2 separate regions of the Homo sapiens genome follow, and region 2 is linked to region 1. Evidence: chromatin loops called from intact Hi-C (ENCODE). Cell type or tissue: PC-9. All regions are shown on one strand. Each heading gives the region's core, and the rest is flanking DNA. Links, peaks and the distances in the headings are about the cores only.

Region 1 (6,425 bases), core at 500-5,499:
AATATATACAATAAAAAAAAAAAGCTTTCAGCCATGCATGAGACTCCATGGGAGCAAACGATATATTGCATATGGCAACTTCCTTCCCAGATGTTCCCAAGATGGCAAGAGAGCTCCCAGAGGGAAGACAACAAGTTCTCAAGAAGGAAGCAACTTAAGTTCTGCCAAGAGGGAATGGCAAAATGAACTACATCATGTTCACACTGTGGAACAGCAACAGCCACAAGAACAGAACAAGGCTGATCTTGATGTACTGGCACAGGAAGAACACTGGGGCACTGACGAGTAAGAGCCACAGTTGTGAATGAAGCATGCTGTATGATCCCATGGATATCAAACAAGCAATGAAAACAAAACCACATACTGTCTCTGGATTCATAGACACATACGTAAATGCACGGAAAAACATCTGACAAGACCCACCCTCTATCAGATATCTTCCACTTGCCCCTGCAGGGCCACGATCCACCCTCTGGGCCCCAGGAGGTGGCTCTATATGAACTGCATCAGTGGGCTGCCTTGCAGCACCAGCAGGAGACCAAAGGAAGGGGAGAGAATGAGGTTGGAATACTTACTAGGTTGGTGCAAAAGTAGTTATTTTCCCAGTCCTCCCACCAGGAGGTCTCCAAAAACTGGCCACTTCCCTCAGCCAAAGATTATGGCTCCTTTCAAGGTGCCCACACTCTCCTCTTCCAGGTTCTTGTTCTTTGGGCCTAAGGTGAGAAAGGCTTTCTGCTGTAGCAAGCCCTGGAGTGCCGCACTATGCTTTGTGGATTCCCCTGCCCACAACTTTACAATCTTGTCCTTATAGTAAAATTATCCTAGTTAGAATGTGCCATCTGTTTCCTCCCAAGACAACACTCAAGTTATCCACTGAGGGGGCAGTGGAGGAAGAGAGCAGCAGGCACTGGTAGCTGAGGCTTGGCGATCTATAGTGGCATTAGCCTTTGCAGTAATTATATGCTCGTGTGTTTACTTTGTATCATGGAAAATTTCAAGCACAGGCAAAAACAGAATAGCGTAACAAGGTCCCAGGTATCCATTTCCCAGCTTCAACAATCATCAATTCATGGTCAATCTTGTTTCAACCATGGGCCTACCCACTTCCCAGCCCTATATTATTTTAAGGCAAACCCAAGACATCGTATGTTTTAAATTTACAAGAAACTATATTTCTATATGGCCTGGGTAATTAAAATTTAATTAAAAACAAAAAGAAATTCTCAAAACTAGAACTTCTGATGGTGAAGAGACCCTGTCTTTGTTTTTAGATTTTATCCAGGCCAAGGCTTTCCCCCTCCTGTTTGCCCCAGAACCACGGCTCAGAGGCTGGCCAGGTGGCCCTGTTGGCCCCTTCAGTGGGCTGGGGGCCCAACTAAGACTGGAAGTCCTTGCCAACCTGTTTTGAATGTGGAGGATCTTGTTACAAACACAAAGCCACAGGAATACCTCCCATCTGAGCATCAGCTTCTAGTTTTCACCCAGCTACTTTTGTCCCTTGGTTTCCTTGTTTTGTTTCTACTTTTTATTGAAGGACAACTTTATACTTGTGAGATTCATTCCATATTGTTACATATAATTGTGGACTGTTTAGTTCCACTACGGTATAGTATTCCATAGTATGAATTTAAACCACAATTCACTTACCCATGCACTCTTGATGGGAACTTGGGTGGTTTCCAATTTGGAGCTATTACAAATGGTATTACTATGGACATTATACCATATGTCTTTTGAGGTTCATATGTATGCATTTCTGTTTGTTGTACACATAGAATGGAATGTCTGGGTCATAAGAAGACATATGTTTAACTTATCCAAAGCGTATGAGATTTCTGGTGTTCAACATCCTTGCCAACACCTGGGTATCTTCTGGGTTGCTTTGCTTCACTTTAGTCATTCTTGTTGATGTGTTGTGTCTCTCATTGTGCTTTTAATGCGCATTTCCCCAATGACTAATTAAGCCAAACAGTTTTTCTTATTTTTTGGCCATCTGCATATCCTTTTATGGAGTACCTTTTCAAGTCTTTTGCACATATTTCTAGTGGGCTGTCCTCTTTGTCTTATCAGTTTGTAAAAGTTGTTATATACATACACAAGTCACTTATCAGTTGTAGGTTTTGCAAGTATCTTCTATGCTGTAGCTTGCTTCTTCATTTTCCTAATGCTGTCTTTTCATAAGGAAAAGTTTGTAGGTTTAATGTTGTCTAATGTATAAGCTTATTTTCTTGTACGATTAATAGTTTTAGCAACTTGTTCAAGAAATCTTTGCCTATACTACTTTCAGTTGTTTTGAAGATTCCTTTAGGGAAAAAAAAAAGGCAATTATTGGAAATTGAGTAATAAAAGCCTTAAGAAACCCCTGATGGAGACACCAAATCAGCCACTCCAAGAAGGAATCAATATGTGGTTACTTCACTGGAAAGACAATCTCCTGATTTTGTGATTCCCTAGTTAGCAGCCACCAAAGCTCTTCTTAACTGTAAAGGTGAAGAGAAGGCGGCTCGGACAAGTAATCTCTACCAAGATACAAAATGTAAAAACTTTGACTATTTTTAATGCTTAAAAGAAAAGTACTAAATACTTAACAATATGCCAATGACCAGCTTCTCATAGATGAGAGCAGGAGTTCTTGAACCCTAAGGAATGGTAGAAAATGCTAGCATTAAAATTGAAATGACTTCCACAGGACAAGTGTTTTTACACAAAGGCGGAAACGACAGACACTGGGGTCTACTTGAGGGTGGAGGGTGGGAGGAGGGAGAGGAGCAGAAAAGATAACTATTGGGTACTACTGGGGCTTAGTACCTGGGCGATGAAATAATCTGTACAACAAACCTCCACGGCATGAGTTTACCTATGTAACAAACCTGCACATGTACACTCGAACCTAAAAAAATAAAATTTTAAAATAAAAATTAAAAATTAAAATTAAAATTATTTTTTAAAAGAGAAACAATTCTCTTTCCATAAGGGCCTCCTCTCTCCCAAGAGAGGTTTGCATCCTCTCCTGTAGGAAAAGATTTCTAAAATCTTCCACCAGGGGGCATTTCTCCCACTGAAAATAAGTGAAAACATGATCAACACATTCGGTGGTCTTACCAACACCAACTATATTAATCCAAGTAATTTTTAAAGCATTTGTTGAAATGACAAAGATTCCTTTGAAAACCAATGTTTTCACTGTTTAAAGAGCAATAAGTCTGAAAGGTAATGGTGGCTTCCTAAATCCAAACCACTTCAAACAGCTTAAAAAAAAAAATTAACATCAACAAAGGGGAAAAAACAACAAGCAAAAATAAAATCTATGTATGACTCATGTCTTTGTCATTACTAGGAGTCACATAATACTATGAATTCCAAATTACATTTCAGTAGAGAAGTACCAAATTCTAACAAAGCACCTACCATTACTGGAAATCTGTAGGTGTAGAAGGCAGGAAACGGGAGTCTTAAGAAATTCCATGGAAACAAAAGGAGGAGAGAGAACAAACAAGACAAACAGAATCACCCCAGAGAGGTACAGTACAGCACTAAATGCAAAATAATGAACATAAGTCTGGAACTTCGTAGTTTACAGTAATGGCCGTCAGGAAGGTACTTGAAAGTGAGTAGGGTCAGAAGTGACAATGTCAGAGAAGCACTGCTTTTGGGAAGAGAAGAAAATAAATAGAAAATAGGTGTCTCTTAGAGATATGGCAGTAAAGAAAAAGAAGAAATTAAGCATACTGCAGGGGAAAAAAAAGACAGAAAACAAGACAAGCCCTCCTACTCCCTCTATTCATTCAATAAACTGCACTTCATCATATTGACAGAAGAGGGCACTCTTGAAATAGGCACTCACCACAAAATGCCTAGGAATAAAGGGAAAACTCGTACTAACTCCACATTGTTATTAGTATTCCTCGGCTAATCAGTGGAGCTGATTTTTTTTTTTAAAGATAAAATATGCACCAAAACATTTCAACTAATTAAAATTCTCCCCCACAAAGAAAATCAACCATGAAGCAGAAGTAAACTGTCATGTAACATTCCAAACTGAGTTAAATATTATAAAATAAGTATTTGAATATTGTTTAAAAAAACTAGAATCAGAGATTTAAAACTTAGAAGAGAACCTTTTAAAATCAGGAAGAAATGCAATGGGAGTTGATCAATTTCAGGAAATAAATTTAAGAAAAAGACCAAAACTATTTCAGAAATGAAGAACAAATTACAATGTGCCCAAGAGAGAATAAGTTCAAATGAAAATTTAATAGGGAGCATTTACAAAGGTAGTAAAACAAAAACCAAATGAAAATGAATTGAGAACGAGGTTAAAAAAAATCAGCGAAAGTGGTTGAAATGGAAGGCAGGCAAAGATGAGCTAACCTATGTATAATTGGAGTCCATGAAGAAGAAAAATAAAACAATAAAATAGAAATATTTTGAAATATAACCCAAGAAAACTTTCCAGAAATAAGATAAATCCTAAATCAACATAATGAAAAGGTCCACTGTGTGGCTTGGAGAAATGATCTAGAATGAACAACTCTGAAACATATCCTAGTAAAACTACTAGATTTTTATGACAAATAAAAAATCTTCATGACTTTCAGGCAAAAAGGTCAAATTTTATTCTGATAAAAAATGTAGGCTGACCTCAGGCTTTCTAAGAACAACACACGGAATTGGGTAAGAGTGGAACAGCATTTTCAAGAAACTCTGAATCACCCCAGAGAGGTAAAAAGTATAGCACTAAATGCAAAATAATGAACATGAGTCTGAAACTTAGTTCACAGTACTGGCTGCCAGGAAGGTACTTCCTGGCAGTGAGTAGGGATTTTATAGTGAGTAGGGATTTTATATCCATCCTTCATCCAACCAAGTGATAACTGGGGGAGCTTCTGCAAAAGAACCGATAATCATTTAATACATTTAATTACAGAGCTAAGATTAAAACTAGGGTGGGGTCATGGTATCAGAAGATTCTGTAAATATGACATGTTCTGACAAAGTAGAAAGAATGTAATCTTAAAATAGTACCAAAGGAGAAAGCAAAATATGACCATTGATTGTCGTTTAGGTAACAGGTGAGAGTCAAAGGATATCATGTAAAACTGACAGACTAGATAGTAAAAGTTTAAGAAAGGGGAGAATTAAGGGCACTATAAAAGGTATAAATATGATGGCAACCACTAGATCAAAAACATAAGCCTTTCTAAATGCCAAAAGAATTTTTAGACAACAATGAAAATACATCAAATAGAGAAAGAAACTCAGTAAATAAAACAATACAATCAGCACCTCAGCATCCTACTTAATATGGAAACACTAGAGGTATTCCCACAAAAGGAAAGAACAAGGCACTTTTCCGCTATTAACATTGTGCTGGAAGTATTAGCTAACATAGACAAGAGAAAACAAAAGGAGGCTTGAGGATTAGAAAAGAAGACAAAAAACTAACTCTATTGCAGAGGACACAGTAATTTATCAAGAAATCCTAAAGAATAAATGATAAAACTCACAAGTTCTCAAAACATTTATTCTCAAAATTCCTTTACACTCTTAAAAATCAAGGACCTCAAAGAGCTTTTGTTTATGTGGGTTATATCTATTGATATTTACAGATTAGAAACTAAAGCTGAGAAAATGTTAAATATTAATTTTAAAGTAAGAATATAAATGCATATTTTTGAAAAATAACCATAAACAAAAACTTTCAGTGAGAAGAATGACAACATTTTACATTTTTAAATATTTCTTTATTGTTGAGCTTAATAGAAAACGGCTGGATTTTCATGTTTCTGTAGTCAATCTATTATGATAGCACACATTACATAGCCTCCAGAAAACTCCACTGTACACTTGAGAATGAAAGTTAAAAGGGAAAATTATGTCTTAGTATCATAAATATGAGAGTCTTAGTAACATGAAAATGGTTTTGACCTTGTGAATTCACTAGTAAAATCTCAGGAACCCCCAAGGGTACCCAAACCATATACTGAGAGCCACTGAACTAACTCAAACAGTAAAATATTCAGCAAGTCAGTAGGACATAAAATAAACACTAAAAGTCAGTGGCCTTTATAGGCACAAATAATAACTAATTATAAGATGTAAACAGAAAAGAAACTTCCATTTATAATAGCAATGAAAATAATAAAATACTCAGAAATAAATCTAACAAGAAATGTTGAAAACCTATACAAAGAAAACCATAACACCCTCCTAAAAACCATAAAAGTTGACTTGAATAAATGCAAAAGATACCCCTTGTTCATAGTCAGGATGTCTCATCATTAAATTAATGATATAAATTTAATTTATAAACAGTTATAAAATTACTCAGTTAATTTATAAACTTAATATGATGCCTTAAAAATTCTAAATGGCTTTTTTCTGTAGCCAGACAAGTTGATAGTAAGGTTCATATGGAAAAATTA
Region 2 (6,425 bases), core at 940-5,939, 350 kb after region 1:
TTCTTTAGTTCATCTTTTATTTCTATGCTTCTGCCACTTGTAGTCTGCAAGTGTGTTTCATTTAATGGGTCTTGCCTCTGACAAACCATTGGTTTGTGGTTGACTGTGTGGCTGTATTTGCTTTGCTGGGAGGAATATATGTCAAACTGATCAGCAGCTCTCATGGCATCTTCATTGAGGCAGGAAGGCTTGCCAGGCCCACAGAAAGCTGGATTACTGCTGGCAACAGGATGCATCATTTTCTACCAAAAATAAAAGACAAATATATATAAATACACACACACAAATACATACCTGTATGCAGCATTCAGTGAGAAAACAGTCTGTCTTCCAACAACTATGCAGGCTACATAAAATTAGGCTAACAGGCAGGACTCCAGACCACTTATAAACAAACACACATCAGCAGATTCAAGGACACTTCTTCTCAATTTAATCATGGGACAAACATCATACAAGATAACTCTATTATAATACTGATTTCATAGCTATAATGCTCTCCAATTAGGAACCAGAAAAGTGTGTAAGTCAAAAACAAATGTTCTATTCTGTGGGCTTTTCTCTTCTAGATTACTAAACCTCAAAAGAATAATAGTAAAGCCAAGAACTCTTATTAACACAATTCTTTTTTTCAGTTTGCCTGATGTTCTTAGAATGCCTCCTGTTGGCCTTTTATTGTATTTCTCACATGCATACTTCTGGCCTGACAACAGTTTCCACAAGATGGACACTCCATCGTTATTGTAATTTATTATTTATACAGAACCCTGAGTATATGTTACACTTCACAAAAGACAGCATGTGCCAAGCAATGAACACAATCTCTACTGCTTCTTGGCCTTTTGGCTAAGATCAAGTGTAAAGAATACAATCTCTTGGCCCAAGGTACTGACTCCCTTCAAACATCCTCCATTCCAACAGAAGGCAGTACCAATACAAAAGGTAAACAAAGGTTTCCATTAGCTAAAATGAGTGAACATTATACAAATGCTTAAGACTTATACTACAAAAATATGGATAACAACCATAATAAAGTATCTCCTTTTTTAAAAAAATTTTTGAGATGGAGTCTTGCTCTGTCACCCAGGCTGGAGTGCAGTGACTCGATCTCAGCTCACTGCAACTTCCGCCTCCTGGGTTCAAGTGATTCTCCTGCCTCAGCCTCCTGAATAGCTGGGACTACAGGTGCCTGCCACCATGTTCGGCTAATTTTTGTACTTTTGTAGAGACAGGGTTTCACCATGTTGGTCAGGCTGGTCTCGAACTCCTGACCTCGTGATCTGCCCGCCTCGGCCTTCCACAGTGTTGGGATTACAGGCGTGAGCCACCGCACCCAGCCAATACCTCCTATTTGTAAGGTGTATTTATCAAGACAAAAAGTTGAATGTACAACATTGCTTTCTCCCTTGATCATAAATACAGTGTGGATCATCTTCCCTTACACCACAAGCCCTGTGACTTATTAAAGAACAGTCCAGCCAGGCATGGTGGCATCAGCTATAAGGGAGGCTGAGGTGGGAGGATCACTTGAGCCCAGGAGTTTGAAACAAGCCTGGGCAGCATAGCAAGATTCCTGCTCTTGAAATAGAAAAAAAAAAAAAAAAAAAAAAAGAAGAAGAAGAAGAAGGTCCAAAGTCTCTATTTTGTCTGTAAGGACATCCCTGTGATTTTTTTTTTTTATATAAAGGACTTATTAAAACCACTACCACAACAAACTAGCTCTAAATAGCCATATCATTTAGACAGAGGAAATGACAGGTTTTTTTTTTTTTTTTTTTTAGGTGGAGTTTCGCACTTGTTGCCCAGGTTGGAGTGCAATGGCACAATCTTGGCTCACCGCAACCTCCGCCTCCTGGGTTCAAGCGATTCTCCTGCCTCAGCCTCCCGAGTAGCTGGGATTACAGGCATGTGCCACCACGCCTGGCTAATTTTTTATTTTTATTTTGTATTTTCATTTTATTTTTTATTTTTTTTTGAGACTGAGTCTTGCTCTGTCACCCAGGCTGGAGTGCAGTAGCGCGATCTCAGCTCACTGCAACCTCTGCCTCCCGGGTTCACGCCATTCTCCTGCCTCAGCCTCCCAAGTAGCTGGGACTACAGGCACCCGCCACCACGCCCGGCGAATATTTTGTATTTTTAGTAGAGATGGGGTTTCACCGTGTTAGCCAGGATGGTCTTGATCTCCTGACCTCGTGATCTGCCTGCCTCGGCCTCCCAGAGTGCTGGGATTACAGGTGTGAGCCACCGTGCCCGGACTGTATTTTTAATAGAAATGAGGTTTCTCCATGTTGGTCAGGCTGGTCTTGAACTCCCAACCTCAGGTGATCCGCCTTCCTTGGCCTCCCAAAGTGCTGGGATTATAGGCGTGAGCCACCGTGCCTGGCTGGAAATGACAGTTTTATAGAGACTACAGTATTATGTTGTGATGAGGTAAAAGAGATAAAGATATGGGTTCCAATTCGGATTTATAAAGAGTCACAAATGTATATTAAGGTCCAGCCTCAAGTTGTTAGGAGATATTTGTGTGCACCCTTCATACATGTGAGAGTGCACCAAAACCTCAGTTATGAAAACAGTTACTCCTAGAGGCTGCAAACAGGTAATAAGGTTAGCGAAAACCACTGTAAACTTACTTTAGTTTGTAAAGGCAAAAGGAAATGAGCATGAAGTCACAGAATCAAATTCTGTTAAATTATGAAACATTTGCTGAGAATCAACAGAGCAATTGGCAAGCTGGCTTAAAGTCTCAATTTGATGGAAAAATATCTACAGTGAGAAGCTACTTGTTTATGGCAAAAGCTTTTTAGACTTGAGAACATAAAACAAGACTGGGCTAAACACAAATATTAAGTGGAATAATTTTTTCACTCATTCCCCACAGATACAAGAACTAGATTATTGGCCAGGCGCGGTGGCTCACGCCTGTGATCCCAGCACTTTGGGAGGCCGAGGCAGGCGGATCACAAAGTCAGGAGATTGAGACCATCCTGGCTAACACAGTGAAACACCGTCTCTACTAAAAATACAAAAAATTAGCTGGGCGTGATGGCACGTGCCTGTAGTCCCAGCTACTCAGGAGGCTGAGGCAGGAGAATTGGTTGAACCCGGGAGGCAGAGGTTGCAGTGAGCTGAGATCGTGCCACTGCACTCCAGCCTGAGTGACAAGCAAGACTCCGTCTCAAAACAAAAAGGACTAGATTATTAATTATCATTTCACTAGCTCAAATTCTAATTTCAGATGAGAAAAAAGGAGACTCTCAAGATGAGTTCCAAACATAGTATTGGCTGAAAGTTAGCAATTTTTTAGGATTTTGTTATGTGCCAGGCAATAAGCTTGGTTCTTTGCACATTATCTGATTTAATCCTCAGTACAAGCCTATAAGGAACATACAATATTATTTTACAGACTTTAAGCATTCTGCCAGGGTCACACATTAGGAAATGGTTAGCCAAATATGACTTTTGATGATTCAACTTCAGAACCAACAATTTACAATGTAGCATACCATGGTTTTTCAATAGCAGCACTGTCATTTGGGTCAGATAATTTTGTTGTGGTTTGTCCACTGCATTGTACAATGTTTAGCAGCATCCCTGGCCTCTACCCACTAGATGTCAGTAGCAACACCTCTCTCCCTTCCCCTAAATATTTGACAATGAAAAATTTCTCCAGACATTGCCAAATGTTCCCTGGGGGGTGGGGGGCGGGGAATCCACCCTTCACCATGAAATCACTTGATTATACTAAAATGAAAACACAGACCCAACTTAAAATATTCTCACTTAAGTTTTTATTCACCTTTTTAGCCTCTTCCTCACCAAATATCCACAAATTCTTTCTTACTGCAAAGTCAAATAGATTTGGTTTCCAAATGGAAGAAAAGCAAATGCCAGAATTAGTAAAGACAACCAGGATGGCCACGATGGCTCACGCCTACAATCCCAGCACTGTGAGAGGCCAAGGCGGGAAAATCACCTAAGGTCAGGAGTTCAAGACCAGCTTGGCCAAAATGGCAAAACCCTGTTTCTACTAAAAATACAAAAATTTACAAAAATTTTGTGGGGGAAAAAAAAAAGTTCTGTGACTTACCAGGAGGGTAACAAAAATAAATAAATAAATAAATAAATAAATAAATAAATAAATATATGTATTTCTGTATGTATAAAATATGTATGTGTGTGTAGTGTGTGTGTGTGTGTGTATATATATATATATATATGAACATTCATAATCTATCAGAGAACTCAGGATATACAGTCTCAGCTTACATTATGTTAGGCTTTTAGAGGCAAAATGCCACTATCCTTGACTCAGATATCAATCCACACTGAAAAAAACATACCATTAAAAAATTAGTCGTGCGGCTGGGCATGGTGACTCATGCCTCTAATCCCAGCACTTCAGGAGGCTGAGGCAGGCAGATCACCTGAGGTCAGGAGTTTGAGACTAGCCTGGCCAAAATGGTAAAACCCCGTCTCTACTAAAAATACAAAAAAAAATTAGCCTGGTGTAGTGGTGCACGCCTGTAATCCCAGCTACTCGGGAGGCTGAGGCAGGAGTGTCGCTTGAACCCAGAAGGTGGAGGTTGCAATGAGCCAAGATCGCAACATTGCACTCCAGCCTGGGAGACAAGAGCGAAACTCCAACTCAAAAAAAAAAAAACACTTGCAATTTTTAAAAAGCATGCATCTTGGCCAGCCATGGTGGTTCACGCCTGTAATCCCAGCACTTTGGGAGGCCAAGGCGGGTGGATCACCTGAGGTCGGGAGTTTGAGACCAGCCTGACCAACATGGAGAAACCCCATCTCTACTAAAAATAAAATTTAGTTGGGCGTGGTGGTACATGCCTGTAATCCCAGCTACTCAGGACGCTGAGGCAGGAGAATCGCTTGAACCTGGGAGGAGGAGGTTGCAGTGAGCCGAGATCATGCCACTGCACTCCAGCCTGGGCAACAAGAGCAAACTCCATCTCAAAGAAAACAAACAAAAAACCACATATCTCCATTTCTTCATTCCTTCAATATTGTCCAGAATTTATGCCTTTAGTTTGTATTATGTAAATTTAGTTCTGACATAACTCACATTTATTGAGGGCCAACTCCATGCAAAACACTATTCTAAGCACAAATTGACAAGAGTAAAGCTATTTATTCCAATGGAAAGATAATGAGACACTGACTTAGCCAGGTGTGGTAGCTCACGCCTGTACTCCCAGCACTTTGGGAGGCTGAGGCGGGTGGATCACTTGAGGTCAGGAGTTCGAGACCAGCCTGGCCAACAGGGAGAAACCCCGTCACTACAAAAAATACAAAAATTAGCTGGGCATGGAGGCATGCACTTGTAATCCCAGCTACTCGGAAGGCTGAGGCAGCAGAATTGCTTGAACCCGGGAGGCAGAGGTTGCAGTGAGCTGAGATCACACCTCTGCACTCCAGGCTGGGCAACAGAGTGAGACTCTCTCTTTAAAAAAAAAAAAAAAAAAAAAAAAAAAGACACTGACTTAACATTTCTGAAGTGCAGGGCTTCTGTATGTTCTATATATTCCTTCCCTGCTACTGCCAAGAAATCAGTACAGTATTCTACTTAATAATTAATAAACAAGCTGGACAAGGAATTTAATATGAGAATTACTCGTAAATAATTAACTTTAAAAACGCAAACAGAACTAAAACCAATCCTTTCCTATTTTCAGACTTCAACTTTATTAAGTTGGGAATCAGCACTATTAGATGCTTATGTGCATAACCATCACTATATATTTACATGCAGCATATTTATGTTTATATAAAAAGTATTTGCATGTGAGCTTAACCCTGCACTCCATAATGCCTTCCTCCTCCCACTTCCGAGCTAACTATTGTTGAAACACTCCCTTTTTTTTTTTGAGACGAAGTCTAGCTCTGTTGCCCAGGCTGGAGTGCAGTGACTTGATCTTGGCTCACTGCAACCTCTGGAACCCCGGTTTAAGCGATTCTCCTGCCTCAGCCTCCGAAGTAGCTGGGATTACAGGCATGTGCCACCACGCCCAGCTAATTTTTGTATATTTAGTAGAGATGGGGTTTCATTATGTTGGCCAGGCTGGTGTTGAACTCCTGACCTCGTGATCCACCCGCTCAGCCTCCCAAAGTACTGGGATTACAGGCGTGAGCCACCGCGCCCAGCCTCTTTTTTTTTTTTTTTTGAGACGGAGTTTCACTCTTGTTGCCCAGGCTGGAGTGCAATGGTGCAATCTTGACTCACCGCAACCTCTGCCTCCCGGGTTCAAGCGATTCTCCTGCCTCAGCCTCCTGAGTAGCTGGGATTACAGGCACATGCCACCACGCCCAATTTTTTTATTTTCGGTAGAGACGACGTTTCACCATGTTAGTCAGGCTGGTCTCGAACTCCTGACCTCAGGTGATCCGCCTGCCACAGCTCCCAAAGT

The links. A loop is a pair of places that touch in the nucleus more often than their neighbours do. Peaks named below come from ENCODE experiments on the same cell type or tissue, not always from the same donor. Only the 100,000 strongest peaks of a DNase experiment are listed, where the experiment ranks them.
Region 2: it touches region 1 in a loop (4-fold over the local background); 2 of 110 quality-filtered maps call a loop at or near these places.

Annotation. Positions count from the first base shown.
Region 1 is chr5:135,201,137-135,207,561 of GRCh38, reverse strand. The region is part of intron 3 of PITX1-AS1 (PITX1 antisense RNA 1); the gene reads right to left. Among named protein-coding and RNA genes, the nearest start is that of LINC02900, 44 kb to the left of the region's middle. In PC-9, for the core only: CTCF peaks have their summits at 3,110, 3,476 and 3,789 (motif pointing right); a DNase peak (open chromatin) is centred at 3,801.
Region 2 is chr5:134,848,715-134,855,139 of GRCh38, reverse strand. It overlaps C5orf24 (chromosome 5 open reading frame 24), which reads right to left. Exons shown (of 2, transcript NM_001135586.1): 2 at 1-242. The coding sequence starts at 239. Among named protein-coding and RNA genes, the nearest start is that of C5orf24, 6.0 kb to the right of the region's middle. In PC-9, for the core only: a CTCF peak has its summit at 3,615 (motif pointing right); no DNase peak of the experiment used is centred there; H3K27ac peaks cover 327 bases.